Regions from separate parts of the Mus musculus genome. Here regions 1, 2, 3, 4, 5 and 6 are each linked to region 7. The links are chromatin loops, found by intact Hi-C in ENCODE. Cell type or tissue: left cerebral cortex. All regions are shown on one strand. Region 1 overlaps Gm40419 (a long non-coding RNA gene). Region 2 has its middle 170 kb from the start of Gm40418. Region 3 has its middle 170 kb from the start of Gm40418. Region 4 holds the start of 3110039M20Rik (RIKEN cDNA 3110039M20 gene). Region 5 has its middle 160 kb from the start of Gm40418. Region 6 holds the start of Gm34304 (predicted gene, 34304). Region 7 has its middle 31 kb from the start of Gm34523.

Region 1 (4,000 bases), 79 kb after region 7:
ATTCCAGTGGTAGCCTTGAAGGTTTAAATGGATTAGAATCACTATTTGAGTATTGTTGATAAATTATGAAAAGCATTTCTACATTCAAAACATAATGACACATTATTTTCATAGTACTTTGTGATCTTGCAACTACAGGTACTATTATCTATTTCAGTAGCTACAGATATAGTCAACTCAATTCAATTAGTCTTGAGTAAGTAGAGTTAATTTGTTGAGATTTCAGGTTAGCATAATTTCTTGCCAGTTAGAGAGAGAGACTTGTTAAAGATGTGTAATAAGACATATCTTATTTAACACATATTGTACTAGCTTGGTTTCAGAGCATAAGCGTTAGTAATTGATTTTACCTTGGCAACACACACACACACACACACACACACACACACACACACACACACACACACCACACCCTGTGGTTAGTTTACTCCTTGCTACTTTAACAATCAGTTACTGCTTTGGTGAAAGCCTAAAGCTTAATCCATTAAGAGCCATTCAGGACAAAACAAACAAACAAAGCTTTAACCACTTCAGTGACAACAGCCCAGAACCAACAACCAGCCTTCTAAGAAAATCCTAGCAATTTTAGGATCAATAGCCTCACACTGGATGCTACTAAGTGTCAGAAATGTGTGCTGCTAGAGCTTCAGAGAGTATAGCTAAATACAAACACATCAGGGAAAGATAATTTGATACATTTCACTTTGGAAATACCCATGCAGTCCAGAGAGTTGACAAATTCTATCAATAGGCATGAAAAAAAAATAATTCAAGCTTCACCTTGTCCTGAAATTTTCACCTCTATCCCTGAGAGTTGAGCTGTTAAAATAGCTTTTATTCTCTCCACATCCCAGCACCTCCCGCCTCCCCACATTCGGAAATATAAATATAGTTCTTTGAAAACAAATCTCATATCTTTAATGTATTTAGAAGAGCTTTAAAGTCCACTTAATTCAGGGCTACAGTTTGAACAAGAAGAGCAATGAGTACATTTATATTCAAAAGCAGTAAAAACAAACATTTTTCCACATAAGATTAAAAGCCTGTTCATTTCCTTTTATTCCAATGTATATTATCTTTTGTGAAAAGCTCCATTAGCTGTTTTTTTTTTACACATGCTAGACTCTTAAATAACAAACCAACACTATAGAATATGTCTCAGAGAGAAGCCTCACTATCATTCTGTGGACTAAGAAAAATATCTGCTTTAAAAAAAAAAAAACCAAAAAAAAACCAAAAACGTTTTTGCCATGTCCTTTTTAGTTTTTGAAAACAATTTAAAAATACTCAATCCCTTATGGTTCTTAAGAGCTCTTTACATTTGTACTTAATTAAAAACTCGGTAATGAAATAGGAGTACTGTTTATTATTTATCTAAAACTGTCAGTTGGTTAGATTTTTGTCCTCAAATTATCTGGAAGCATTAAATTATATGCTTTCCTAGGTAGTCAACAGACATGACTGGGATTGCCTTTAGGTGGTTTCCAGGCCAATTTGTTTACTGACTATTGCCTACTTATTTACATTTTTTATGTAATTTTTTTAAAGTCCTCTTAGTAAGGAACACTTCATATAAGAAGTTTGCAAAGCAATATCTTTAGTTTTCAAAAAAATCAGATAAAATGCAGGGTAATCTTTTTTTAACGAACTGTTAATAAAAATATTGCCCATTAATATTTTACAGATTAAAGAAATAAATCACCCTGCAACATATCATTAAAATGCACCGTTTTCCGGCGTGTCAGAAGTGCTGTTCAATTTTGTCTGGATTCATTAAAGCTCTCAGAGCATGAGTGTGTTGCCAACCGGAATGTGGGTGGCTGTAATGGCAGCCTGTAGGTTTGTATGGAAAACAAGCATGGTACTGTGAAAAAAATCCTTCTCTCACCCTACAGATACCTGTGCCGAGAGCTTGGAAGGCATTTCTATAGGCTCATTACGAGTGACTGTTAAAGTCCCCATTCACTGAGAAGCAAAGGTAAGTTTGAAAAAAAATGTATTGAGGAAACCGGAAAGGGGGTGGGGAGTGGGGTGGAATCACCTAAGATTGAAGCAGCCTAACCAAGTGACAGACACGTAGACAACTCCGATGCTGCCAGAACAACACTCTGCACAGCCCACCAGCAAGCAATTTGTCATAGCGACAAGAATATCCTCAGCAATTTGGCATCAGGGTCCTTGGACAGCCAACTGCGACTATACAGCACGAGTCGTGCTATTCCGCAACGTGAAGATAGAAACCAAGGTTCTCGTTATTATGTCCAAATGTGTTATTTTATGAAAAACATATCTTTTGTCATGATCAACATAGAGATAAAACCGTAGCAATTGATAATAGCTGGGGGCAAATAAAAAGAAATTGAGAAAAATACATCCTGGTATGTTTTTTGAGATGCCCCTAGTGTTGAGACTTCAGGATGTTTGCTTGATGTGTTCGGTCTTTATGGCAGGCTCCCACAGAGCTTCCAAGAAGTAATGAATCCATAGGTACAAGAATGAATTGGGAATGTTTGGCGAGGTAAATAACTTGCTTTTAGAAGTCTGTAGTCTTTTCTTGTTTTAGACTTTAGATCCTTGTATATGTGGTGGTGACTAACATGTTAGTTTAGTGCAAATCCTTTCTGATTGGTATGGTTTGAAATTAGGCAAAGAATTCAAGGTAAGTTGAGTTATAAAAGTGCAAAGGAAAGACTCTGTGCTCTTTATGTTCCTATCCTGGTAATCTATTGTAAAAGTGCAGTAAAGGAGAGAAGCCAGGAGCATAGGATAAAGGTACCAGATAAATAAGCACGGAGCATTCCCTTGCCAATTACTTGGCATCTTGCTTAGTAATTAATGCCACCGTAATGAAATAAAGTGGTAGGCACAAAGATTGGGCCTTTTGTGAACTCTATACAGAACCAAACACTCATAAAAATCTTGCTCAAAGCTAGCTTAGCTTGATTTTCTTCACAATCAAAACTCGCTAGAGAAAAAATTAGTATAAACCCAAAATGTGTGTGTATGTTTGTATGTGTATGTGTGTGTGTGTGTGTGTGTGTGTGTGTGTGTGTGTGTGTATGTGTGTGTGTTTTGAATGTATTATTTAAGGGTGACATCAGACAATTGTAGTATTGCTGCCTCCATCATATGGACAAGAACGTCCTTCATTCCCCAGACATTATGGAATCATGAACCCACTCTGCCAGAAGCAAATAACGTTATTTATTATTTGTTCTATGAAACACTTTCGGTAACCAATGCGTAAGTGGTTATAAGTGCCTTACAATGGATTTCCAAGATCTTATTCCTTCTTGTGCCCTATGAAACTTTTAGGAAATGATAAAAGCAGTCAAGGCTTAAATAACAATGAGGCTAATAGTACTAATGGATATTTTAAAATAAAAATATATAATTTAGTCATTTTTATATTTAAGATTTGTGCAAGACTAGAAAATATTCAACTAACATTATAATAATTTATAAACAATGAATTTATTAGATCTAACGCATTTATTACAATTCACTAAAACCACAACAGTAAGTTTTCCAATCTAGGTACAATAACTGAATAGTAGTCATGGTTTGGCGTTAGGGAATTAGAGAATGAGACATTTAATTACACTACTATGGAAATGATGTTGAGAACAGTGTGTGTTGACAGCATGTCTATAGAGATGATTAAAGAAAGGCTGAAGATTTATAATCTTGGAGGATATAGTCAAAGAAAGGGGAGGACTGAGAAGTGTGTGAGGAGCGTGCGTTTCAGGCTTAGCAACATAAAATATAGAGGAGACCGTAAAGAAACTAACTCTATTTTTTTCTCAGCTTTGCTTGAGAGTGGGGGGTGTTTTCCTTGTAAGTCCCATTAACATCAATGGGACTCATGCAGCTAAAACCTTGTGTAACTCTTAGACAATTTACTTCCTAGTGTCAAGAAAAGAGTACTACCTACTAAGAGCAATTTACTCATCTTGGTCTGTGCCTCCCATACAAAGATGGATTTGATAGCACCTAGCAG
Region 2 (4,000 bases), 240 kb after region 7:
AAGAGGGTAAGGCCAAAACTCCTTTTGTCCTTGGAAAAATATGCCATCTGCATTTAGCTTATGATATTCAGCTGGGAACAAACTCCTAGCATAAGGATGTCGCTAATACAACCCTCAAGTTAAACTGTAAATTCAGAGCATTTAAAATGCCTTATAATAGTCAAAGCCAGTAAAATCGACCCTGTATATTTTTATTTCATCTCTGTTGGATCATATGATATTTAATAATTGGTTCTGGCACCTCGTTGCAAATTATTATAACTTTGAGATACAACAGTCCTATTGAGCATATGGGTAGCACAGGCTCCGAACATATATATGATACCGCCTCTCTAGAGGACCTTCTGTCTTGTTTTCCTTAGCTTGGAAGGGTCAGGTAAATTCTGTTGTGTCGTCATGTGTTAAGATTCTTCAGTCTCTGTTTTGCAGGGTAAATGCTTAATGCAACTGATTACTCCCACCCCCACCCTCAAATAACCGTGAAAACTTTCCTTGCAAAGCCAAAAGAGACATCCATGCATCTGGGGTGCAGTTCGATTGAGCTGTTACAAAGCGCTTCCAGTATCAGTGCATACGAATTCGTTAGTGCAAAAAAGGTTTTATTCCTTGATGCCATATTGTGTTCCAGTTTAAATACAAACTTCAAGACTTTCAGGAGTCAAGAGACCTTCCTTTGCTATTAGTAGCATATGATAGTTCTTCCTTCATCCTGGAGAGGATGGGAAGCCGATGGTAAAATACGACTGACTCCAAGAAACATTTCTTAGAGTGAAACATTCCCCTTTCAGCATTTTTTTTTTACAGCTCTACTCGATATAACACCCTGCGACAGAATTGGGAAGATCATCTCCAGCTCATATCCCATCAGGACTGTTTTCAGTATCCCCAATGCTTTGCCTTTATATCTAGCCCACGAGCCTTGACTTGCTCTTGCATTATTTCACGTTAATTGCTTTAATGTTTATTGCTACATTCAATCATAACATAATATGTGCACAGAGGTAACAATTACACAGTAAATTGTCCTTCCAAAGAGATGTCAAGATGGACATTGGTGGGTGGGGTGGGCAGAGGGTGATGATTTATAACTTATGTTGACATTTTGGGACAAAGCTGGTTCAATTTCTCTTGATTTCATTATAATACCTAATAATAATTTCTCTTTGTCTGTCATATAATTTGTCGTTATGATAACGGCTCAGCTAAAAAGTTCATGAGGCTGGGGGTCAATGGTTAAAGACAATTTTGAGCTTTATGTTTCTCCATTGCTACAGCAATACTGTATCATTCAAAATGGCATGTTGGTGGAAAGGAAACACTGCTATGCAAGTCTATAATTCTCACCCACTGTGAAACTAAATATCTCATTTAAAAACAGTTTTATACAAAGGCACTTGGCCTCTATATTTGTATACATGTATATTTTATCTAGATAACTATAAAGAAAGTATTTTGAAGCTGGACATGTTGGTACATGCCTGTGATTTTTGAATTAGAGATGCTGAGGCAGGAGGATCTTAAATTCTAAGCCAGCCTGGATGACATAGACTCTGAATCAAGAAAAGAAATATCAGTGTGACACTCTGTAGGGTAGTTTCCCGTTGTTATGATTACAAAATCCATCTCCCAGTGAACCATCCTACCCTGGGAGCTGCCCTTGAGCAGCTCCTTCACAGTTCACTTGTCAGTCGCACCGTGCTAATATTAAGAACTCTGCTAACCCTGACAAGCAGCAAGGCAACTCACCACTGACCCTGGCTGGGAATCAGGAAGCTGCAGTTCTATTCATGCCACAGAGCTGAAAGTATCTTTTGCTACTGGGGACTTGCCTTGCATCACGGATTGCTTGCTTGGCAGCATATGAGCCAGTAGGTGGAGTGCTTGCTAACAATAATTGAATACACAACTTTAACTTCAAATAAGTAGAAGCCACTTTTCCTGTTATAAATTGCTAAAATTATGCGTATGCTGATTTCTTTCTTCAGTTATAATTATTTGGAGGGAAAAAATTCACCAGAGCAGGGTTGAGATGAATGCAGGACTGTGGTTACATAGTAGAACTTAGAGGCAAACTGTGCCCAAGCTCATTGTATGGTGTAAGCATTATGTAAAAAGACGGTGTCTCAATCACTCAAGTGTGTTTGATTCAGTAAATAGATCTAAATATCTCTTGAAAAATTTTTTAGTATTCATGGTGTTCAAAGGACACACTACTATTGACATACTGTACAGGGAAAAGCTTAGATAGAATTAATTACACGTGTTAATAATCATAGTAAATTCAACACCTTTGGGAAGAAAAGTTGCAAGAGATGCTTCCAAAATAAAGTGTAACTTTCCTCTGAGAGTGCTTGTTTTCTTCCAAAAGAAGGCTTTCAAATGTATTTTAAAGCTACAGCTAGAGACTTGCTAACTGCATCACTCTAAATCTATCTATATCACACCTAAAGATGTTAAAGCAACATTTAGAACTCCAAGGAGAAAACAAGCAACAGAATTTAGAAAGCAGGAACCACATGGAAACAAGAAAAGTCTTCAGTCATTTTTTAAGAATGTGAGTTACATGATGTGGAAGATGAATATTTGAGAGTTTTAAAAAAGAACCTCATTCCTTATCGGGAACACTCGCATGCCACAATCCGTGGCTTGGGAAACCTGTAGTCTGCAGGGCTAGGAAAAAAATCATTTCATTTAAAGAGGCAACTGTACGATCTTCAAGGCGAACACTGCTGAACACTGAGCATTTCCCCTTTAACTTTTTCATCTCAAAATGATAAATTTTGCTAGAAATAAGATTTTAAGGCAAGATATCATGTTATATAGCCCAGCCTGGCTTTGACCTGTTATTCTGTCTTAACACTCCCCACCCCAGGCTATGATTGTCAACATTTGCCACCACAGTCATCATTCAAAGTAATTTCTATGAGGACTCAGTTGTCCCTTCAAGTGTCCCAGCATGTTCTCAACGCCCACTAAATTCTGGATAGATTTACATTTCAAATATGTAGCTTTTCCCCTTTAGGTAGACAGTGGAAGAATCAGAGTGCCTTGTTAAACAAAATGAAGCAGCCACAATTAATAACAAGTAAACTCCACCACATTCAACAGCTTTATTCCAAACAAATGATGACTACACACTCCACCGTTCAAGGGTGACCAAGGGCAAAATAGAACCTCCCTGAGGTCACAGAAAAAGAGAAAGAATATTCACTGAGAAATTAAAACTGAGAATTCTATCTCTTCCAAACTTGTGAAGACTAAATATTGTTCATTTTCATAAAAATTATGGAATTTGGCCCGTAAATAAAATGACAAATTATGAACAGAACTCATTTAAATAACTTGGCCATGAAAAAGAACTTTGGGGAATTTATTTATTCCAAAATTATTTTGAAATTGGGAAAATAATGAGTCCTGGTATATCCCAACTTCATAAATAAATAAATAAATTTGTCTGAGTGTAGATAGCTTGTGAAACAAGCCAAAGCATTGAAAAACAAAGACTCTCTGTATCTAATCTTTATCTTCCATTGTGTTTTTAGATTCTGCAAATAGCATTATGAGACTAATTGGTATATTTATTTCTTTTATTTGAAAAATCAGTTCACTCGCTTGCTTGTCAGTGGCCTTTCAGTCTTCCGTGCTCCATGTCTTTGATATGGTACTTTTCCTTAGATGTCATTCTCAACCCATGTTCATCCCTTGATGGTTAGGCAGCAATAGACTTTACTGAGAAATAGAAACCTGTCAGTGATTGATCTCCTCAAGACCATATTCTCCCTTAACAGAAGCTATGAAGAGGCCCTGTCCAGTGTTGCACTGTTGGTGTTGACTTGTAGAGTGAAATGTTCTGCACACAAGCACAGCAAAATATTTTGGTAAAACGTAATTATCAGAAATTGTGACACTGGACCATTAATTCCCTGTATATTAGAGTGACACTTGACTTGACTCGCCCATTCTCATTCCAGACCCATCTGAAATAGGCAATTCAACTTAA
Region 3 (4,000 bases), 250 kb after region 7:
TTTAAAATATTTGATTAGAAATTAATTTTCACAATTTTATATTAATTCATATTAAACAAATGAAGGTAGATATATGCTATTTGATGAAACATGAATAGTCTGTAATGATGCTTAACAGCTCAAAAGGACCCAGTCTCCATTGCAGTCACTGGACAGGGTGGGTATATATTGTTTTAATGGATGGGAAAAATAAAAGTTTAGATTTTTTTTTACCAGTTATTAGAGATTTATGAATTAATTAGGGGAATTTGCCAACCTAATTTTATTTAAACATAATTTACATTTTATTTAAATTTTGTTCATAAATGTATTCAAAACATTTTATTCATCAACAGTAATGGTGAAACAAAATTAAAAAGAGAGTTTGGAAATAGCTTTTTTTTTTTTTTTTTTTTTTAGTATAGGTCAAAATATTCTGGCAACAGGAACTAGTGTTGTTCAGAATCACCGTGCTCTGCAGGGAAGTAAACAGAGTGTCTTACAGGAATAGAATTTTCTGGCTAGAGCATATGGGGGCAGGGTGATAAAGCAGGAGCTACAAGAATAAAAAACAATTTTTTTTTAGACATCCTCAAAACAAAACTTCAGCTTTTAAAATCATTTGTACAATGACAACTATGGTGTTAGGGGTGTGCTCATAATATAGAAAATGGAATTAGTGGTTTCCAGGGTGAGGTCTGAGCCCTTTGGAGTCACTGTCATCTGTCTCAGGCAAAGGCAGCCTTCTTAAAAGGAGATAATGCCCCAGAAGGTCAAGGTTAGTGGAGAAAAAACCGTGGAGCGCCTCAGCTTGCTAAGCTCTAATAGACATGCATCTATTACTGGTCGACTTTCCCTGACACACAGAGCGACACCAGTCCAATCTTCACTGACACCGTGATACAGAGAAAAAATTCACTCAAATAAAATTTTCTGTTTTTTTATGCAAAGAGAAAACATATTTTCAAGAGTTAAAACTCCAGAAAACCTCAGGTCTTTAATGCATAAACTGGAGACAATTTTGTCAGAAGTCAAATGAGACAGAGCTCTTGCTGATGGCATGTAGCTTGTCTAATCTGTATGGCATATTTTTGGATTTTGATCATAGTAAACAAGGAATAATTCATCCTAACAGTGAAAAATTAAATACAGTTATGGATTCAGAGGCAATCTGTAACTATTTTGGGGTCTATTAAATTTTCTTATTATTTTTTTCATCTTTTTCTGCCTGTTTTGTTGAACATTTCCATATTGAAATTAATATAGAACTTAATTAAATTGATATGAGCTTTCTATTCTTTTTCTGGGTCCATAATAACTCAAGGACAAATTACCTTCTGCAAACAAATCGTATTTACTTATTTTCCTGGAAGATGTTTAAATATTACCATTTGCTTGATTAACTGTCTACCTTAAATTTAGAGATTCATATTATTAAAAACAGTGCATTGTTTCAAAGCCAATACAAATCACGTCACTTTCTATCTAATCACTGCCTTTACTGCCATTAGCACAATGGTTAAATGGGGAGAGCTCCTCATGTTCTCAGAGATGCTCACTGTAGACAGGAAAAAAAAAAAAGCCCCAACTTGATACTGTGCTGGTATGCTGTAGCCGAGCTATTTTTAATATTTCCTTGTAACTGATTTGTAAGTGGATTGTGCTTAGGCGGTGTCAGAACTTTCCTGTCAGCTACTTTAACAGCAAAGAGATAGCTTGATGAATTATTCATTGAAGGCAATTTTCTCCTAGTCACTGAGTCATCAATCATAGTTGCCTAAAGAGCCTTGAATTGGCCAGCGGAGCTCTATTCACAGGTAGTGTGATTTAGGGAATAGGAGCCACATTCATTCTGACAAGTCAGGTAGCAGTAAGTAACTGAAGGTGTCTCCTTTACAGACTGCTAATGAGTCACCAAAATCGCATACTATTTCCAATTCCCTTTTTTGTTTTTTCCCCCTTTTTCAAAATATCACTCAGAATTGTAGCCATAGGGTGGTTTTGCCAAACAAAGGTGCAGTTGGATGAAAAACCAGTGTAAATATTTGCACATTTTTTCTGGCAGAAATCCTACTCTGAAAAGAACCTCTTCAAAAGGGAAAAGTGATTTGATACATGATTGCACGCATTTACCCATGTAATTGAAATAATGAGAGATGATTGCTTTGAGCTAATAGTCATAAGTTACTGGTCTTTTTGTTTAATCCAACCATCAGCTGTCAAGAGCCTCGCAGGAGCACGGGGAAGATGCACCAAGGATATCATTTACATCACCTCAGACTGTAATTTTGTTGTTTTTTTCAGAGCTGATACAAGCGTCAGATTCTATACAAATCTCCCTGGAGCATAAGCGCTCTGGTGTTGTTTTGATAGGAGCAGAGAGGAGAGGAGCACGTATACGCCTGCTCCTAGTAGCTTAAATGCTCTCAAGATCACAAATAAAATAAAAGCACATTTTGGGCAGAGTTCTTACAATTGTTAAAAACTAATTTCGCAGCATAGTCAAGGTATGTCTTTATCCTGAAAAACTCACATTTGAGCACAATTTTCAAATACATACATCTTCTATCATCACACCTATTGTTCTGCATGACAGATACCTTTGTGGTGTATTCTACATCATGCATTAATTCCCTAAGCGCTATCTATTGTATTAATACCAGCTGCCTATGACTGTTCAACCAGCACAGAAAACAGGAAAAAACAATGGTGCAGTGATGAGTCATAATTTTCATAGTCTTGCTTAATAAGGAGGTGTGAAAAATGTTTTCTAAATATTGTAGCTCTGCTGTTGTCTATATGTGATTATAATGTTTATGCAAGCAACACAAAACAATGTGTACACAATCAACATCTGGCTACAGAGATTTCACTATGGAAAGACTTGGGGAAGATTTATTGAATGTTCCTCACAAAGTAATTAAGTTTAAATTAAGTTTTAATACATTAGAAGCAGATTCCTACTGAAGAGATGCTCAAGCAGAGGAGTTAATTTCTGACATATTGGAATTCAGCAGATCATTCAACATGTCCTGGTCACTGTTGTTCTGCGGCTCCATTGAATTTTCCACTGGCTGTGTGGATGAAATTTTAAGTCCCTAACAGGACTGCGCTGGCAGTTGATGAAAGGAAAGAAGCTGCCACCTTGATGCACTATGCAAATCTTGAGGTAGTATCCTGAGTCCATGGACTCAGTCATTTTGAAGTATTTGAGTTGGGAAGTGAAGGACCTCATCAGCTTTTCATACAAAGAGGTGCTGTACTTACCCGAAGACCTAAGGAGGCTATTGAGAATGGGAGGATCCAGCTGGTAGGAACAATCAGGTTTTCCTGGTAAAGGCTGAACTGGAAGACCAACAGGATTCCTGTCAGTCTCAAGATGTGGTACTAGAATAATGTCCGGAGTGATGGCTACAGCTGACTCAGATGAGTAGCAGGTACTGATTTAAGCTGAACACAGTAGTCCAGAGCTGTGAAATGTTTGGAGGAAATAAACCTGAAAACTGATTCTAAAACAAAACTAAACCTCAACTGTAGACCCTATTCTGATTGGTTGCTGCAATATTAAGTTTCAACTTATTTGGGAACAGTAAGGTTTCATGTTTAGTGGAGAAGAAAGGAGGAACTCAGTGAAGAAGAGCATTGCCTCACTGCTAAGGAGACTTTAATGATAAAGCAATGTCTCTAAAATTTAGGGGAAAAGATAGTACACATTTTTGAGGTGCTACGGTGCTATGGACTACACATTCTTGAGTTTTATTCTACAAAATGTATAGATGCAGATTTTCCCATGACAACTATTTTCACAGGAGAACTAGGTTTCACTTATTCCTCAGTCCCTAGTGTTAAGTTGTTGACTGATGTGCTTAGGTAAGTTCAAGAAAAGCTCTTGAAATATGAAAATTCTCTTATCGAAAAAACTAACCTTAAACCATTGTATTTAAGTTAAATTCATCGCAGACAAAAAGACCAAGCTTGAACTCTGAACCCTTGGCTTCTCTGCTATAACTTTTATTATGGT
Region 4 (4,000 bases), 800 kb after region 7:
TTTTTGATAAGGTTGGCCAAGTACTCTTTTTTTTCTCCTAAGAAAACATTGCCAGCTTTTAAAATCACATTATTAATTATAGAAATTATTGAAGTATTAAATAATAAAATTACCACCTTATTCTTGCTCTGAATTTTTCAACACTCATCCCAGTCTCTAATTATTCATTCAGCACATTTTAATAGAGCAAACACAATAGTTCTTCCTATTATCAAAGTTTCCTCAGATACTGGAATTCTATTAGGTTCAAAGATTCTTTGGCTACCTGTAATATAGCGACGGAGAAAGGTGTTGATCCCCCAATAGGCATGAACACGCTCTCTCCTGAGACTACATAAGCTTTATGAAAGAAAAAAAGAGGAAAATCTGCACTACTTCAAGGCTATTTTGTACCATAAGTGCAAAACGAACATATATCAGACTCAACAAAATAGCTATACTTTAGATTTCTAGAATGTACCTCTAAAACAATGTTGAAAGTTTCCATATAGCTAATTATTCGTTTGTGAGAAATTCTTAGCAGGCAGAGGTGTGTATTTGGCTTCTGAATACTAATGGGAATTCTGTTCATATTTTTTCATCTATGAGCCTTATTCACAAGTTTGAAAAAGAATTTCCAACTTATAATGCTCAACTTAGAAATAACATCATTGCACATCAGCCGTGAATTGATTATTTTTATAATACTGCACAATCAAGGATTTTTCTTGACTCCTGCCATACCCGTCTAGAGCCAAGAATTCAGGGGCAACCAGACCCAAAGGAAAAATATCATCAGTTATTGTTTAGGGCTAATTTAACAGATAATTTAACTTCAAACAACAATGATTAGGTCATTAAATTTCAGAGTCATGAGAAAATGAAAGAACCAACCGAGAGACAATTCGCTCTAACCCCATTACAGTTTTCAGTCTTCCTATTCAATCAAATTAAAACAAACAAACAAACAGTATCTGCCTAAGCAGGAAGATACCTTTGCTCCTTAAAGCACACAAAGAGGGAAGCAATAACAGGAAATGAGGAGGAGGAACGAAAACGAAGGTGTCTATTTCAACCCGGGATTCTATAAATATAGGAGAATTCAACTTTAGCCGGAAAATGAATATCCAAACGTGTAGTTATTGAACATGCTCTTTAGTAGCCACCCGAAGTTTGCAAATTTCGCCAAGAGCTATATGCTCTTTCCTCCTGTGAGGGCTTTTCCGCAATGTCAAAGACTCTGAAATGCTCTAGGCCACAAACCCGGAAAAGATGTAGGCCATTCCATCTCTCCTTACAGACTTACATGCAGAATTCTGAGTTATTTGTTATTATCTTAAGTATCTTCTCAGATCACGGTCTCGGGATTTCCGCCTATTTTAAGTTTTGCTAAAGGGCCAGGATGCAGCAGCGATGTGGAAGCTTAACAACTATGCTTGACTGTTATAAGAGGGAGGTGCAGGTGGAAGCATCCCGCTGCATTTCTCATCTCTTCCCTTCAATTCTTCCAAAAGGAAGATGATTCCTAGCGATTCTCCGCGCTTCCGCGGTAATCTGCTTCCCAGCCCGCTTTTGTCTCCCTAACTCCATGCTGCTCCTAGCGTTCAGGAAATTTCCTACCCGAATAACAGAGGCGAGGGCAATAAACCAGAAGGAGATAGACTATTGAAAAATCAGTTTTACCAACTACCGGGTGAGTGCTGAGATCTGAAACTGCACCCCATAAACAAAGACTAACTAACAGCTTCTTAGAAGTAGGGAAAGGATCTTAGACGGCTAAGAAGGAAGGGTAAGGTAGGGGAGCCTGCGTCCGCAGCTCTGGGAAACCAGTTCCCCAAGCGGCGGCGGTGTCCTGGGCTAGAGCGCCCTCGCGTTGCTGCTCGCCAGCAGCGCGGCTCATTGGGCAGGGAGGCCCGCAAGTGCTATCTGAACGCGGGCCCAGAACAGGCCTTGCAGCCGAGCAGCCCCAGCTAGCTCTACTGCCTGGTCCATGTTCTAATAGCATGTTCTGTTGTTAGTCCCTAACCCGAGACCTCAACTCCGGACCGAGTCCTGCCGCTCTACTTGGAGTCCAGCCCAGCGCCCTCGACAAAGCCAGTCCGAGTCCATAGTCCCAGGGCAGGCCATCCCGACACCGCAGCCCGGCCTCTCTCCGGAGCTTCGGGAGGAGTCAGCCAGAGTCTGGCGCGCTCGCAGCCACCGTGGGACAGCCAGACTCTGGAGCATACAACGCTGGCTCCTAAGTGTGCATTAAAAATCAATTATTTTCCTGAGATTTCCAAAGCCGGGAACTGAGCTATTCCCAACAGGGACAAAGTCAAGCCCAGAACGGTGCTCATTTCCCTCGATTTTTTTTTCCTCCTCTGTGAGACCAAGAAGTCTCCTTCTCTCAAGTGGCTCTGAACTCGACCTGCACCAGATCCGCTTAGTCCTGTAGAGACCATAGCTTGTCGCAGCCAAAGGAACTGAGGAAAGAGGGCCCGCACTGGGTGAGGCTGGCAATGCCAGTGTGAAAGTAGAAAAGAAAGCATGAGAGAGAGAGAGAGGGAGAGAGAGAGAGAGAGAGAGAGAGAGAGAGAGAGAGAGAGAGAGAGAGAGAGAGAGAGAGATTGGTTCTTAATGATATTAAAAAAAAGTCTTTATGCCAACGATCCCAGGTTTGAACATTAAATTTCCTTGTTCTCTGAAGCAGCCATGAAATTCAGAAATTTCTCCATTAAACGAAATACCTTACACTTCTGTACATACTAGAGTATCCCATTGCCTTCTCCATATAAATTTATCTTCTTTTTTTCCTTCTTTGAAATATCTAAATCCTCTTTACCTAGGCAGCCACCATGATTTCTGCCCACGTGGACAAATCACGCATTCATCCACCTATGGCTGTGAGAATCTACTCGCTTGGAACAATTTCCAAGTGGGAAAAAAGAACACTTAAGCCTCCAAGAGTCTAGATTTAAGGGTACATCCACAGTAGCCTGTGGGACACGCTAACCACCCACCACCACGTGCGGCAGGGAGACTTTCACTTACCGATCTCCTGGTGAGAGTGTTCACAGTTCTCAAGTCCTCAGCAGCCTTCCGATAACATCGAGCAGAACCTTGGATTGGGGGGTGGGGTGGGGGCACCAAATCGGGAGGGAGGGAGGAAGACAAAACATAACACTACGTCATATATTCCGCAGCCCAGCGCCCCTGGGCCTACATTTCCTGGACAAAGTCTTCAAGAACTGAGTGGGGGAAAGGGCCAATTTAGGAGCTGGAAACTAAAAGATAGCTTGGTTTTAACTATTGGAGCTTAGGGGAGGAGTTCCTGGAGGAATGGTAAAGCAGGGCAATTGGGGTGAGAGAAAAGAGGGAAATTGGAAGCAAAAGAAAAATCGAAAATGGATTTTCCAGCTATCTGGAAGATCGCTAACACCCTTTAACTCTTACAGTAGGAAGAACTCAGTCATATTGTTGCTAAAGAGAATTTAGATGACCACTACTCTTTTTGTAACTTCAGGATCCGGCCTTGAGTAGAAGTATAATGAGGGGAAATTTTAAAACTCAATGTTTACCTACCCTGCTTCTTAGAAGGGCTGTGCAGATTTTCCTCTGGAGATTTCCGTCTGTCTGGGAGAAGCTGGAGTATGGCTGGGGACAGGGTTATCTGCTGAAGTAGGAATGTACAGGAACCCCGCCCCTCTAGACACAGTTACACAACCTCAGCAACCCATCTCAGCCAGCACTGAAACCTGCAATGATCTTCACCGTCACCGTTTGTTAACCTAATTCTCCAACAGGCTTTTAGCCTTAAAAAGAACCAACTATATTAGCTACTCACAAAATTAATTTATCAAAATTAAAATTATTTCAATGCATGCAAAATCCTCAATGACAAAGTAGAAAATACATGTTGTAAAAATCAAAATTTTATATAGACTTCTAATATATTTTATGTGCCCATCTCTTTGGGGTGAAATATGTACCAACTTGAATACATATTATAATCAATACACTTCAGGACAGATTTTTTTTC
Region 5 (4,000 bases), 230 kb after region 7:
ACTGGTGAATGTAATATTCCTAACTTGTCAATGCTTTTGCCCACAGTATATCTACTGACATCAAATTTATTAATATCTACTGATATTAACTTTGATGATATCAAAGTTCATTTACATCTTTATTAATATTAATAGCTACTCAGTCCCAGGAAAGCTCACTAAAATACCAAGATTATAAATAGCGTAAGAAGTGTGGGCCCCAGTTATACATCATTGTATGATTTTACCCCCTTTTCATGTAGACGTATACACAATGCTCAAAAATGAAAGTTTGCAAATGGTGATTAATGACTTCAGATGCTAACTTTTATCACATGGGCATTTTAAAGCATCAGGCTACTTCTAAATTACACTAGCATTTTGTCAAGCAGACTGAAGAATGCATTTGCTTTCACATTGCTTCAATAGCAAGGGCACACTGGTTGGCAGATGACACAGCACATGTTAATTCCTTTCCCCTCTTCCTCCTTCCAACTCAGAAATTTCCCAGCACCTGGAGATCTAAGGATGCTAAAGTAGTTCCTTGCATAGGTAAATTGATCTCCAGTAGTAGCCCTGCATTGTTGCTTATGATAGAAATACTTTTTTTGGGGAGGTGTGAGAAAAATAAAGGTTTTGCTAAACATACTAGAAATTGAATTTTAGTTTTCTTGCAGGAACTTGTGAGGATTTCACAGATTTTTAATATGGTTTAATGTACTGGCTTAAGAGCAAAATATTGTCATGCTATGTGGTATTCTAAGCCTGAATAAAAGTCTTTTTTTATTACACAAATAGTTTTAAAGGAGGGTAATTAGTGACTAGTGGCAAAAGAAACCCTGTCTTGAGAGGTTATGCCTAAGCCTCTTGAAGATTCCCCATATAAACAAGTGGGGCTGCTTCCCTCACTAGCCCTTCTTTGTTTACTCTGAGAAAGGTTCAAACTATTTAACGAGGGGATTACACATACTTTAACTCTATTGACAAAGATTAATTGATATTTTCCTGTTGGAGGTTTCACCTTTTGCATTTGGCTTCCCCTTTCCTATTGTTGTGGATGCTGTGATCAACAGAGCAAAGTTGCTTAAAGGTTATCCAAATTTCACAGCTTATCAGTACTCGTGCTAATTATATTTTTCCTTAGTAATACACATTTAGATCCAAGAACTGTTAACGTGTTTGAAGAGGCTGTTTTAAACCTCAGTTGTTGGAATAGAAAAAAAAATCATGACTAAAATCTGGATATTTTGGACAATATTGCTATCTGTATTATAGATGAAGTAGAGCATCGACTCAAAATGAATTATTAGTACTTAGAGCCAAATTTCTCTGAAAACCTAAAAATACTGTATTTCCCACCATAATATATATAGAAGATTGTGAAATAAAATTTCAACATCATACCATGTTCTTGGTAACACAATATAAAAAAATCAAGACTCCTACCATTTTGAGATACAATTCTGTGATAGAAATCTTTATAAATTTTTCCCCAAAATGTGTGTATTATGGACATATGGCTGCATATTTGGATAACACCATTTGCATTTTTCAAACTTGCATTTTTTTAAAGCACTAGCTTGGCTTTAGCTGTCAGAATGGCAAACTGCTGGTATATTCATCTGAAATTCTTAGCTTAACTCTTTGTCACTTTCAGATTTTATATAATGCTGAAATGTTCACCTTTCCTTTTTAATCTAATACGTTAGGCAGTAAAATAAGAAAGCACTCTCAAAGCAGAGTTTAATAATAGGAGGAGTCATGTCATAATGTGAAAAAAAAAAAGGATAGTGTCAAAATCCAACTGTATGAAACAGCTTTGAAAATTACTAGGGGTTTGGAAGTGTGGTAAATGGTTATATTTCAGATTAATACCCTGGAATAATTTACCATTTTTATGTATTCTAGGTTTGTTTTGCAATAAGAAATTTTAATTCCTGAACATTTAAAAATAGTAGCCTGGAATCTAGAACACCAAAGGAAAGGGATGGTGGGGCACAGGGAGAAGAAAATGCAAATCAAGACAGAGCTGATGTTGGTCACTGACTGGGACTGTATTTCAAAAGAAACGGAGCTAGATATACTGCATGCCTTGCAAAACGCCTTGTAAGTCTCTTTATGACATATTCTTGATGCTAAAAATGTGGCATATTTTGCACATGGCTTTGCCACATCATTGTAGGACAAGCTTCTTCCAATACCTTCTTCCTCACAAAAAGCAATCTTATTTACAGGAATCAAGCGCCACGTATGGTTGAATAATACCTGACATATAATTTACACATTTTAAAAATTATATTATCAAAAGAACATGTTTTGACTTGATTAAATTTCATATGAATTACACCTTCAAATTGCCATAACCAATAATTTTTAAATTTTCGAATAGCCCTCATAAAGGTCCATGTTCCATCTTCTATATATGTTAAAATATGCACCATTTTAAATTTTGCAATATTGTGCATATATTTGGACATATTGCAGACATATTTGGACATATTGTGGACATATTTGAATATTTCAGCTTTTCTCTTAATTGACATAGTATATGGCTACTTATATTCCCTAGCCACTTCAATCTGCTTCCTTCAAATTATGTTTTTGCAATGTGTTTATCTAATTATTACTTATTTATTAATTTTAGCAGAAGTATTTAATTAATTAGCATCTGATGCAAAGATAGAAGTAAATACCATCACATATATTATGCCACTGAATAGGTATAAATTTCACTGGTCTGAATGCTGGCAAATACAGTTAAACTTATTGATTTGGCTGAGTACATTAAAACAACACAATAAAAATATTTTACCACAAGGTAATGTAATATGACCACTGTATCAGCTATTTTATCCTTCAGAACCTAAATGCTAGCCTACCATAGAGCACATTGATCCTTTCAATAGTGTTACTACCATAAATATGATATTATCATTTCCCATCTTGGGTAGTGATGTTAAGTGATTAGAGGAGAAATATAATCAGAGGAAGCACTTTGAAAGATGACCTTGCTTTATCTCCTATGAAACACACAATGGGAGGATCTTGGAACAGCACCAGTTGCTAAGCTACTATGATATAATCTGCTCTGAGCAATAAGATACTGATACTTACTGATCATCTAGTGTCTTCAATATGAGGGAGATCATATACATTCAGTTTCTATAGCTTAGATGGTTCTTGAAGCTGATGAATACTTTTTAAATTTGTCAGTATAGTCCCTTAAGAACTATTTAGTAGGCCACTTAGTATGTATTTTCATTACTAAATGTGTGGCGGACAAAACTGCCTGGTCATGAAGTAGTGATGCTGATGGTAGATATTATATCTAGCAGCTTAATATTTACTATGATTTCCACAAATATGGCATCTTCACAATAAATTTGAAAGAAAATAAAGTCAAAGCAGAATTATAAACTAACATACATTTCCAGTTTTTGAGCTCTAAAAAGTCTTAATTCCAGTGTAACATTACTTTGAAATAATATAAAACCACAAGTTACTATTGGAAGGTGATAAACATGATCAGACTCTAATAATACAGATTTTAAATGTACTTAATCCAGCTATTAAAAGGCATAACTTAAATAGAAGGAACATAAGACTTAAACAAAGCAGTAGACAGCTGTCCAGAAATTAGCAATTGCTAAAGCACACAGATTGTGATTAAATTTTAATGTGGCTTTTAAGCAAAGACTCTTGCTTATCAGAGAGGAAGAATCACTGAGAAAATATTGTTATTGATTTCATCATTTTCAATGTAACTGATCCTTTAAGTAATTTTTCTTGCATTTAGTATCATGTTTTAAAGTGTCTGCATATAATGGGCAAATCATTCTAGAGTAAGTTCATTTAAAATTTTTAGTCAAATTATAAATTGTTACCCAGTATATGCCACTCAAACCATTAAGCAAAACAAAAATACAACAACAGGAAAGTAGGCCAGTCAAATAATGGAAATTAAATGGTCTTCAAAATGATATTTGTATTGATTTTTTAAGGACTCTAGTCTTTGAAATTA
Region 6 (4,000 bases), 810 kb after region 7:
AAAAAGATCGCGGCCAGGGCCAGGGCCAAGGCCCAGCATTTCCCAGGGATTGGAATTTAGTGCGGAGCACACAGATCACAAATCCTCACTGGCTCAAAGCGCGCCACGTTGTAAGCAGAGGCCGTAGCCAGAGAGGAGAGGGAGGTGGAGACACATAGGTCACGAGTATCTTTCCCCTCCTCTTTAAGGTAAAATACTCTACCCATGCCAGCATTCATTTTGATGAGCTCTTAGCTAAATGATCTCTCAGTCTTGATATAAAAAAAAAAAAGGAAGGAGAAAAAACAGGGCCTATGTGTGGTACTAAAATCTACCAGAAACATGCAATACTCAAAATAATAGGGAGTTATTCTGATGTTCTCACCCCCCAAATTTGAAATGGGGCGCAGAAAGAGGGGAGGGAAAGAGAGGGAAACGCTAGCGAAAATTATCCACAATTACAAATAGCTAGCAAATTTTATATCTATTGGAGTGTTGTAAGAGATCTTTGATTATTTGTCCCCAAATATCCTTCCACTGCTTGGATCTCTTCCTACATATCCGCTGACTTTAAAACAAGCTATGCATGACGGAAAAGGCCAGGGTTCTAGCAATCAGCTTTGCAAAACACATTGGTGCCAAAGGTTGATTTCTAGGCTTGGGGTTTCTCACGGAGCCTGGCGACGTGATGAGCTTTGCCAACCTAGCTAGAGAGATCTGTGAGCCTGGGTTGTCTTGTTCATTTCCCTTCCCACTCTTTTCTCCTCCTCAGGCCCATTTTCCCTGGTGGTTCCTCAATGCGCTTGCCTTCCTTCCTCCTCCCCTCTCCCTTCTTCCCCTTTCACTAACCCACCCCTTCTCCCTCCCTCCTTTCCTCTCCCCTTCACTCCTCCACCTACTCCTCCCCATCCCCCAGCCCCCCTTCTCACCACCGCTTATAATGGCTCCCGGGGCTCCCTCAGAGGTGGACGGCCCGGTACGTTTTCGTAGTCGGTCTAGCGTGAAATGATTCGGTGTAACCGGATTCTTGGGAAAGGACAGGTTACGTAAACATTTACTGATGTGGAGTAACTATACTATTTGTACTCTGATATGCAGGAAGGAAAGTGTTGATTAACACAGAAGAAAAAAAAGCGAAATTAGCTGATTGCATGCTCATAAGTGCAAGCTGTCATTGAACTGCTTTTAAAATAGACACAGCTGGGTGTTTGTGTTGAAAAATTTCTTGTGTTTTTGCTAATACTGAAATAAGCATGATTTTGTATACCAAACATTTTCAGATCATTAAAATTTGTAATCTGTGCTGGTTTTAAACACAAAGAAAAGAAACAGAATCATTTCGATGTAAAATTTGCTGATATTATATTAACTCAATCAGGTCTGTACAAATTGTGCATTGTGTCTCCTAAAATCTGTTTGATCAATTTAATACACAAAGTGCCAAACGTGGGTATTGTTTGTTAACATTGGACATTTTATTCAAATCTGAGCTCAGCAGTGAACTGGAGGAGTTGTTCCTTGAATACAACACCAGCTCTGACTGATGAATTTTTAATGTTTTGAGGTGCTTCTTAGGTTAAAGCTAAGTGTGTATTGTTTTGTTACCCCGTGGAAGAAATTAGCAGGCAAAGTAAGGTTTTTTTTTTTTCTTCTGTTTACTTTCAAGGAGCAAAAACTGGGTTTTGTACAGTGAGAGCTGCAATACTCTGATTTTATATGTCAAGGCTTATGGCGGCTTGAAAATTGTTTTGCATGCAGATTAAGGGTGTGCTGTGTTATTTTAAGGTTACGTGAATGCGAGTCTCTCAAAGCAGGATGATTGATCGTAAAAACATAGCATATAGTTTGAAATAATATTAAAACTAGTTTCCTGATGCAAAGGTTATTTGCAATTCCCGAAAAAGCAAGTTTGAATCCCTTTAAATAATTTTACTTGTTCTTTATGGTGAGATGGGGCTATATATCAGAATGCACACACATATGTATATCAGGCTTGTTCAACAAAACATGCACTGTTTACTCAGAGGCTTATATTTGTGTAAGCAATGGTTTCTTTTTAGATCTGCTGCTAGCTGAAGCAGAGGGGGAAGGAGTTCCTGGACAAAGTATTGTGAAGTTGAAAGTCTCTGGATGAGGCTTTGTATATCCTACCAACCAATTTGGGTGCAAATTGGATTTGAAGTCCTGCCCACGTCCACCGAGGGCCTCTTCCCTCTGCACATAAAGCCCTGTTTTCAGCCTCCTAGTCGCTGTGATTACCTTCAGAAGACAGAGGGCAGGCAGCCAGTGGTCTCAGACCGGAAACAAATCCCCCCACCAGTATAATTTTCCCTCCTAATCAATTTAACCTCACACATATAAATTTGCAAATGTGTAGTCTTAGGAAAGTAATGAATAGAAGAGCACACCAGAGTAAATGTGATCTGTTAGTTTACATAGTGGTGACCTCGTAGACCTCAGCTCTCATCCACTACCTACTCACTCAAAAAAAAAAAAGGACAAGAATTGTAGAGCGAGCAATTTCAGCAGAAGAGTTGCTGGAGAAGTGTAGATTATTCCTTGTCAATTTTAAAATTAATCTCCAAGCTTACACAGCGCACTTCATTCGAGCAGGGGGCAGCTTATTTTTATTCCATCTTTGAGGGTGGATGGATGTTGCATTTTCTTTCTTGGGTACATTGTTTTGTTTTGTTTTGGGCCATCTTTACTTTCTAGTAACAAGGGTGGGCCATATTTATCAACTTCCATCTTTCCCCTGGGAGCAGAGACAAACTCAAGCTAAAGTTCTCTTCTTACAAATGCACAGGACGGTTTGTGACCTCTTGACATGTGGGAGTCAGTAGATCCCATGCTGAGACATCCAGGTATTTCAGTGGTTCTGTAACAAATGAAGTCTGCCTTCCCTAGAGCCAACTTGTCTATAATCTCTTCCTAACAGCAGGTAATGGTGCTAACATTTAGTGATTAGAAGTTACTCTTTAGCGTGTTGTATCCTTGTTCTGTGGGTTTTGGTTACAGGTTATACGATTAGGTTTGCGAGAACAGTAGTGAACTAAACTTCCCAGTAAGAGGTCTTCACACCAGGGAAGTGTGACTTTTCCTAGGCAGCCCTGCCTCGTCACTCATTAGGGAGCTGCAGGTTGTCAGAGGCTGCTCTCAGCAGGCTCATGCACGCACCCCTAACGTCATCGAGGGCGCGCATATGTGCATGGAGTGGGTATACACACACACACATAGAGCTCTAAAACTAAATTAAGAAGCCGATGATTAAGACAAGCGTCTACTAGGCCTGTCATTTCAGCATCCTTCCATCATAACATTGTGGCACTGGCAATTTTGCTTGAGAACCTTGAGGAAAAAAAAATCTAAGGGAGAGCCTCATATTTGAGAGTTGAAATGTTTAACTTCTATAAGCTAGGGAGCCACTTCAGAAGCCAGGCAGTTAAAAGGAGGAGGGAGAAAAGGGGGGAAGTGGTCTTCATGGAAACTCATTGATTTCTCTGGGCACATCTCTTTGATATGGCCATGTGTCCTATGTGTAGCAAAGCTAGATCCACTAGCACCCAAAAACTCCCGGGTACCAACAGCCCTAGAGAGACTCACACATAATGGCATCACCCTAGAGCCAAGAACCATTGAGTTGCTCTGAACACAGTCTCTGTAGAATACTCTGAGCATTTTTGATGAGTAGGAAGGCCTGCTGCCCTTTAATGTGTTTTCTGTTACTTGCTAGTAGCTACAGGACTACTGGGAGTTGATAGTTTAAGAAGTTGAGCCCCTGGTAAGTAAGACACTCCAGTTGTAGACCAGAACCAATTGGGAGAAATTCTCTCACACACCAGATAGGCAAGCCAGTCCTGAAAGGCCAGTGTCTATAATTTCCCCTAGTTGCCCAAGGAATCAATGCAGTCCACTTTCCCAAGAAGACAAGGAACATTGAAGAGAAAAGAGAGAGTGGAAGTGTGGTCCCAGAACTGGAAATTGAAGACAAGGCTTGGCTTCTTAGTTCTCCCCACCCCGT
Region 7 (4,000 bases):
GACTTCAGCAAGGAAGGTCTAGCATGAAGGTTACACATATGGTATATAATCAGATACAGTGAGTAATATTGAGAGGGAGAGTTGGAGAGAGGGAGAGAAGAGAGGGAGAGAGGAGGGAGAGAGGGAGGAGAGAGGGAGAGAGGGAGAGAGGGAGAGAGGGAGGAGAGAGGGAGAGAGGGAGGAGAGAGGACCAGTTCTGCTATCTGATGCATGCTTCCAAGTACGGTTTCTCAAAGTGCTTCAGTGTAGGACCAGTAAATACTCATTGAATTTTTTACCCCATAGAGGGTCTATTTTTGTACTGAAAGTCAAGTGAACTCACCAATTATTTGTGGTTCATTTTGAAGAAGAAAATAAAAGCAGAGCCAAGTCCAACAAGGCCATTCCCTGTGTAGCGGAGGCAGGGCTTTCATATAGTTTCTCATTGTGTGAGTATTTTTTTTTTTTTTCAGAGTACACAGATCTTAAATAGCGTAGCTAGAGAGTTGATATGGTTTGGATTTCAGATGATAAACAGTACCAAACGGTGTCATATTAAAATGTAAAAACTATGTATGCGTGCCACAGCCTCTGCCTGCTCTGAGTTCGTTTGTACGAATGTTTTTCTGACTTCTAAATCACACGTTTACTGAAATGAGCTCTGCTAGATATCAGTTTGCGCACAGGCACAATGTGTCTCAGGCAGATTCATAAAACAGATAGCTGAACTCTACTTTGACTTCTGACATCAACAATCTGACTTCAATATTTCTCCACAAAAAGAGACTCCCGACTCTCTGCTGTTGCACTGTGATGGATAGCTTTGCTGCTGACAGCGCTGAGCATAATGAACATATTCATCAGCATGAGGGGCTGTGCGTCCCACATCTTAAGTTTTTCAGCTAGTGGCTTTGAAATGCCACCCAGAAACACCTGCGCCTTTGCCTCATCGCTGCAGAACTGCAAAGCCACTGTGAAGAAATATTATTGTAAAGTTGTCTGTATATCAGCATTTCTGTTCTAAACAACCTTTTAATTGCCTAGCCTCTAATTTATCTTTGCCTGGAAACACTTGTAGACACATATTTTAATTTAAGCTGCTCTGTTTGACTCCTCTGATCATCTGGGCTTTTATTGTCACTGCCTCACAATAATCTAATGTCATATATAATGGCATCAAATTGGGGAAAGCCCTAGAAGCTGCCAATCCAAAATGATCTGAATGTTCTCTCATATTCGTTTAGATGGGCTTGATTTGTTTGTGCCAACATTATTCATTACATTCTGTGTCTAACTAGGCCAGTGTTCTCTTGCATACTCTATTCCTTTCAGCATACACTTGGGGTTTCTTAATCAGTTCGTCTCCTGTGCTATATAGTCCTCAGAATGGTTGCAAGCCATGCATTGTCACCAAATGATAGAATACAAGTGCCCTGACGGTGCTTACCACACTCCGTGCAAACATTTTACCATACTGTTCCTTAACTTTGGTCTTATAAAACAAACCTTGTTTTGTTTGCAGCTAGAAGACGAGAGTTGTGCCACATGCACAATTGAACATTTGCTGGAGAATTACATGTGGTACTATCACAGAGAGCTAACTTCTATTAATGAGAACTTACTGGGGAGGCTACTCCAAAGATGATCATATATGTCTTCCTGGGAGGAGAAGAGTTTTATTTTATAGCTAATTAAAAGTTTCTAAAGATGCTGTGGATTTTTTTGTGCAAATTAAAATTAATTAGAGTTATTAAGGAGCCATGAAAAGAAAGATTTGAGAAATAGTGAGAAATATTATTTAAACCCTAATGGAATTCAGTGAAACCCACAGGTCTATTACAGGCCTCTGATTTGCCAGGATCACTGCAGGGAATCTAACATTAATAAGCACACTGGTAATTAAATCATTTGTTACTTTGTCTGTAATGTTGTAATGTTTCACTGATACTCTGTCAGAGCTCTTTGTGCAGATCAGAGCTAATCAAAGGTAATCAATTTTCAGCATTTGAGAAATCTGTAAATGATTATACATTCATCAGATCATTTAGTGGAGTGCAAGGAAAGTGCAATGCAATTAATCTTCCTGCATGAGGAGGAATTACCACCACAGAATTCAACAGTTATAATTAATTTCATTGTCTTGCTGTGAATTTTGATTGCTTTTCTTTGGACTGTATAGTACAAATGATGATTCATTGCAAAGTATTTGCAAAGCAAACACACCAGTGTGCTATGCAAATTAAAGAAGCTGTATAACAGATAGGTTTCAAGCTTCCTATTTACTTATGGTGGTTGAGTACTAATTTGCCAAATAATAATTGCTTGTTAACTTTACACACTCTTCCCTTGAACATCAAGATTGGTAACCAACGTAAACAGAAAGCACGTGCTATTTTGTATTTTATGGTATGTATGCAAAATGCTACTTAGTGCTTAAACTTGTTCCTTTTACTAAATAAGCATAAAGATGCTTATTTACCTCTGAAATCATTTGCTATTTATTTTAGTTATACAAAATAGATATAAGAAACATATTATGCATGTAAATTTGCTTTCATGTATGCTTGTCTTTTATTATTGCCAATATAAACCTTTAGGAGATTTTCACTCCAAATATCTGATAATTTAAATTTATTTACTATCTAAAGTGTCAATTATTTAAATATTATTTTGGAACCTGATCCAGTGTTATCAGTTCTATCATTTAAAGATTTCCTGCACAATACCTTTCAGTGTGCCAATATTCTGTTCCCTTCAGACTACGCTTTTGGAAACAAAAAACTGATTAAGAAATGACCTAAAGTATAGTCTCACATTTTATGATTTACTCCTCAGCAATATGGTTTCCAAATATAAATAAAGGTCACAGTTAAATGAAAAAGAGGCATAAGTGTAACATTAAATGTTTGCCGAGATGACCCTAGTTTCTGCAATAATTAAAATGTAGTGCACACTTTCCTCTCCTGTAAACAGCTCTGTGAAATCCAAGTCAGACTAGGGCTCCTATTAAGGCTGTTTAAGTATTAAAACAAACTCCCATTCTCTCCACATGTTAGGATCCAAGAACACAAAGAAGACCTCATTTTAACATTTCTAACTATAGTATGTATTATGTATTTTGGTCTCAATTGAAAACTAACATTAAATGTTGTATTTGTCTTAAATACATTCTGTGCAGGATGTGGTGAGGCCTTTGTTGAATTCACATTGAAGAAAAAGTGGCTTTCCCATATGTCAGTGTTTTAACCCATAAATTAGCTTAAATTAGTTCACTCACCTGCTGGAACCAGAAAATGTTACTACCAGATTTAACTGTTCAAGAAAATTCAAACACACAACAACAACAAAACTCAAATAGGTTATCTAGGTGAACATATATTGAAATGCATAAAATTAAGTCGAGGCATCTCCATTTAAAAATCTATGGTAAGGTAAACAATACTACACAAGAGATAGAGATACCGTAAGGTGTAAAAGCGAATTCCTCTGTTATTTATTTATTTTTCTGTAAGAATCATTCTGTCTGGAAATCTAAACACACATTCAAATAATACATGATGACCAAATCATTATTTTGTTGTCAAAATCAACAGCATCACTCTGGGAAAGCATTTCACAGCTTCAGTTCTGTCAAAGGCTTTTAAATATTGTGTCTAAGGTAGAGAGGCAATGAGTGCCTCAGTCAAGATATGGATAAAGAAAAATAGTAAGCAAGAGAAAACCTGTAAAGTTATATGCAATCCTTTTTAAATTTAAATATACACAAAGGATCTATTTTTCATAGGAGATCTTTCTTTTGAATTCATTCACAATGCTTCACTTTTGTGTTTGCTAACATCTTTTTAAAATGTTTCACTTTTGCTAGGATCATAATAGTTTACTTGTGGATGGTTCAAGTAGCCTGATATGTTAAATATGGTTTGATTAATTTTCAGTTATTTAGACTGGTAAATTCAGAAAATTCACTTAAAAATAAGTTTTTTTTTCAGTTGACATAACTCATTAACTTGTAAAGGTGAAG

The links. Hi-C counts contacts between places; a loop is a spot of excess contacts. Peaks named below come from ENCODE experiments on the same cell type or tissue, not always from the same donor. Only the 100,000 strongest peaks of a DNase experiment are listed, where the experiment ranks them.
Region 1: it touches region 7 in a loop (11-fold over the local background); 5 of 42 quality-filtered maps call a loop at or near these places.
Region 2: it touches region 7 in a loop (2.7-fold over the local background); 6 of 42 quality-filtered maps call a loop at or near these places.
Region 3: it touches region 7 in a loop (4-fold over the local background); 5 of 42 quality-filtered maps call a loop at or near these places.
Region 4: it touches region 7 in a loop (4-fold over the local background); 4 of 42 quality-filtered maps call a loop at or near these places.
Region 5: it touches region 7 in a loop (4-fold over the local background); 4 of 42 quality-filtered maps call a loop at or near these places.
Region 6: it touches region 7 in a loop (9-fold over the local background); 6 of 42 quality-filtered maps call a loop at or near these places.

Annotation. Positions count from the first base shown.
Region 1 is chr12:50,110,259-50,114,258 of GRCm38, reverse strand. Gm40419 (a long non-coding RNA gene) reads left to right here. Exons shown (of 3, transcript XR_872736.2): 2 at 1,896-1,978. Among named protein-coding and RNA genes, the nearest start is that of Gm40418, 8.0 kb to the left of the region's middle. In left cerebral cortex, a CTCF peak has its summit at 2,391; DNase peaks (open chromatin) are centred at 2,740, 2,834, 3,134, 3,973 and 5 more places; H3K4me3 peaks cover 1,066 bases; H3K27ac peaks cover 3,388 bases.
Region 2 is chr12:49,949,817-49,953,816 of GRCm38, reverse strand. No RefSeq gene overlaps it. Among named protein-coding and RNA genes, the nearest start is that of Gm40418, 170 kb to the left of the region's middle. In left cerebral cortex, a CTCF peak has its summit at 1,855; DNase peaks (open chromatin) are centred at 718, 1,846, 2,584 and 3,991; H3K27ac peaks cover 3,626 bases.
Region 3 is chr12:49,943,723-49,947,722 of GRCm38, reverse strand. No RefSeq gene overlaps it. Among named protein-coding and RNA genes, the nearest start is that of Gm40418, 170 kb to the left of the region's middle. In left cerebral cortex, no CTCF peak of the experiment used is centred here; DNase peaks (open chromatin) are centred at 722, 1,687 and 2,236; H3K27ac peaks cover 395 bases.
Region 4 is chr12:49,389,483-49,393,482 of GRCm38, reverse strand. 3110039M20Rik (RIKEN cDNA 3110039M20 gene) reads right to left here and starts at 3,831. Exons shown (of 3, transcript NR_026733.1): 1 at 3,544-3,831; 2 at 3,013-3,080. In left cerebral cortex, CTCF peaks have their summits at 1,617 and 1,820; no DNase peak of the experiment used is centred here; H3K4me3 peaks cover 4,000 bases; H3K27ac peaks cover 4,000 bases.
Region 5 is chr12:49,961,807-49,965,806 of GRCm38, reverse strand. No RefSeq gene overlaps it. Among named protein-coding and RNA genes, the nearest start is that of Gm40418, 160 kb to the left of the region's middle. In left cerebral cortex, no CTCF peak of the experiment used is centred here; DNase peaks (open chromatin) are centred at 494, 1,559 and 2,074; H3K27ac peaks cover 936 bases.
Region 6 is chr12:49,378,772-49,382,771 of GRCm38, reverse strand. It overlaps Gm34304 (predicted gene, 34304), which reads left to right and starts at 944. Exons shown (of 2, transcript NR_168648.1): 1 at 944-955. In left cerebral cortex, no CTCF peak of the experiment used is centred here; no DNase peak of the experiment used is centred here; H3K4me3 peaks cover 3,874 bases; H3K27ac peaks cover 4,000 bases.
Region 7 is chr12:50,189,233-50,193,232 of GRCm38, reverse strand. No RefSeq gene overlaps it. Among named protein-coding and RNA genes, the nearest start is that of Gm34523, 31 kb to the left of the region's middle. In left cerebral cortex, no CTCF peak of the experiment used is centred here; DNase peaks (open chromatin) are centred at 821, 1,345 and 2,119; H3K4me3 peaks cover 355 bases; H3K27ac peaks cover 1,480 bases.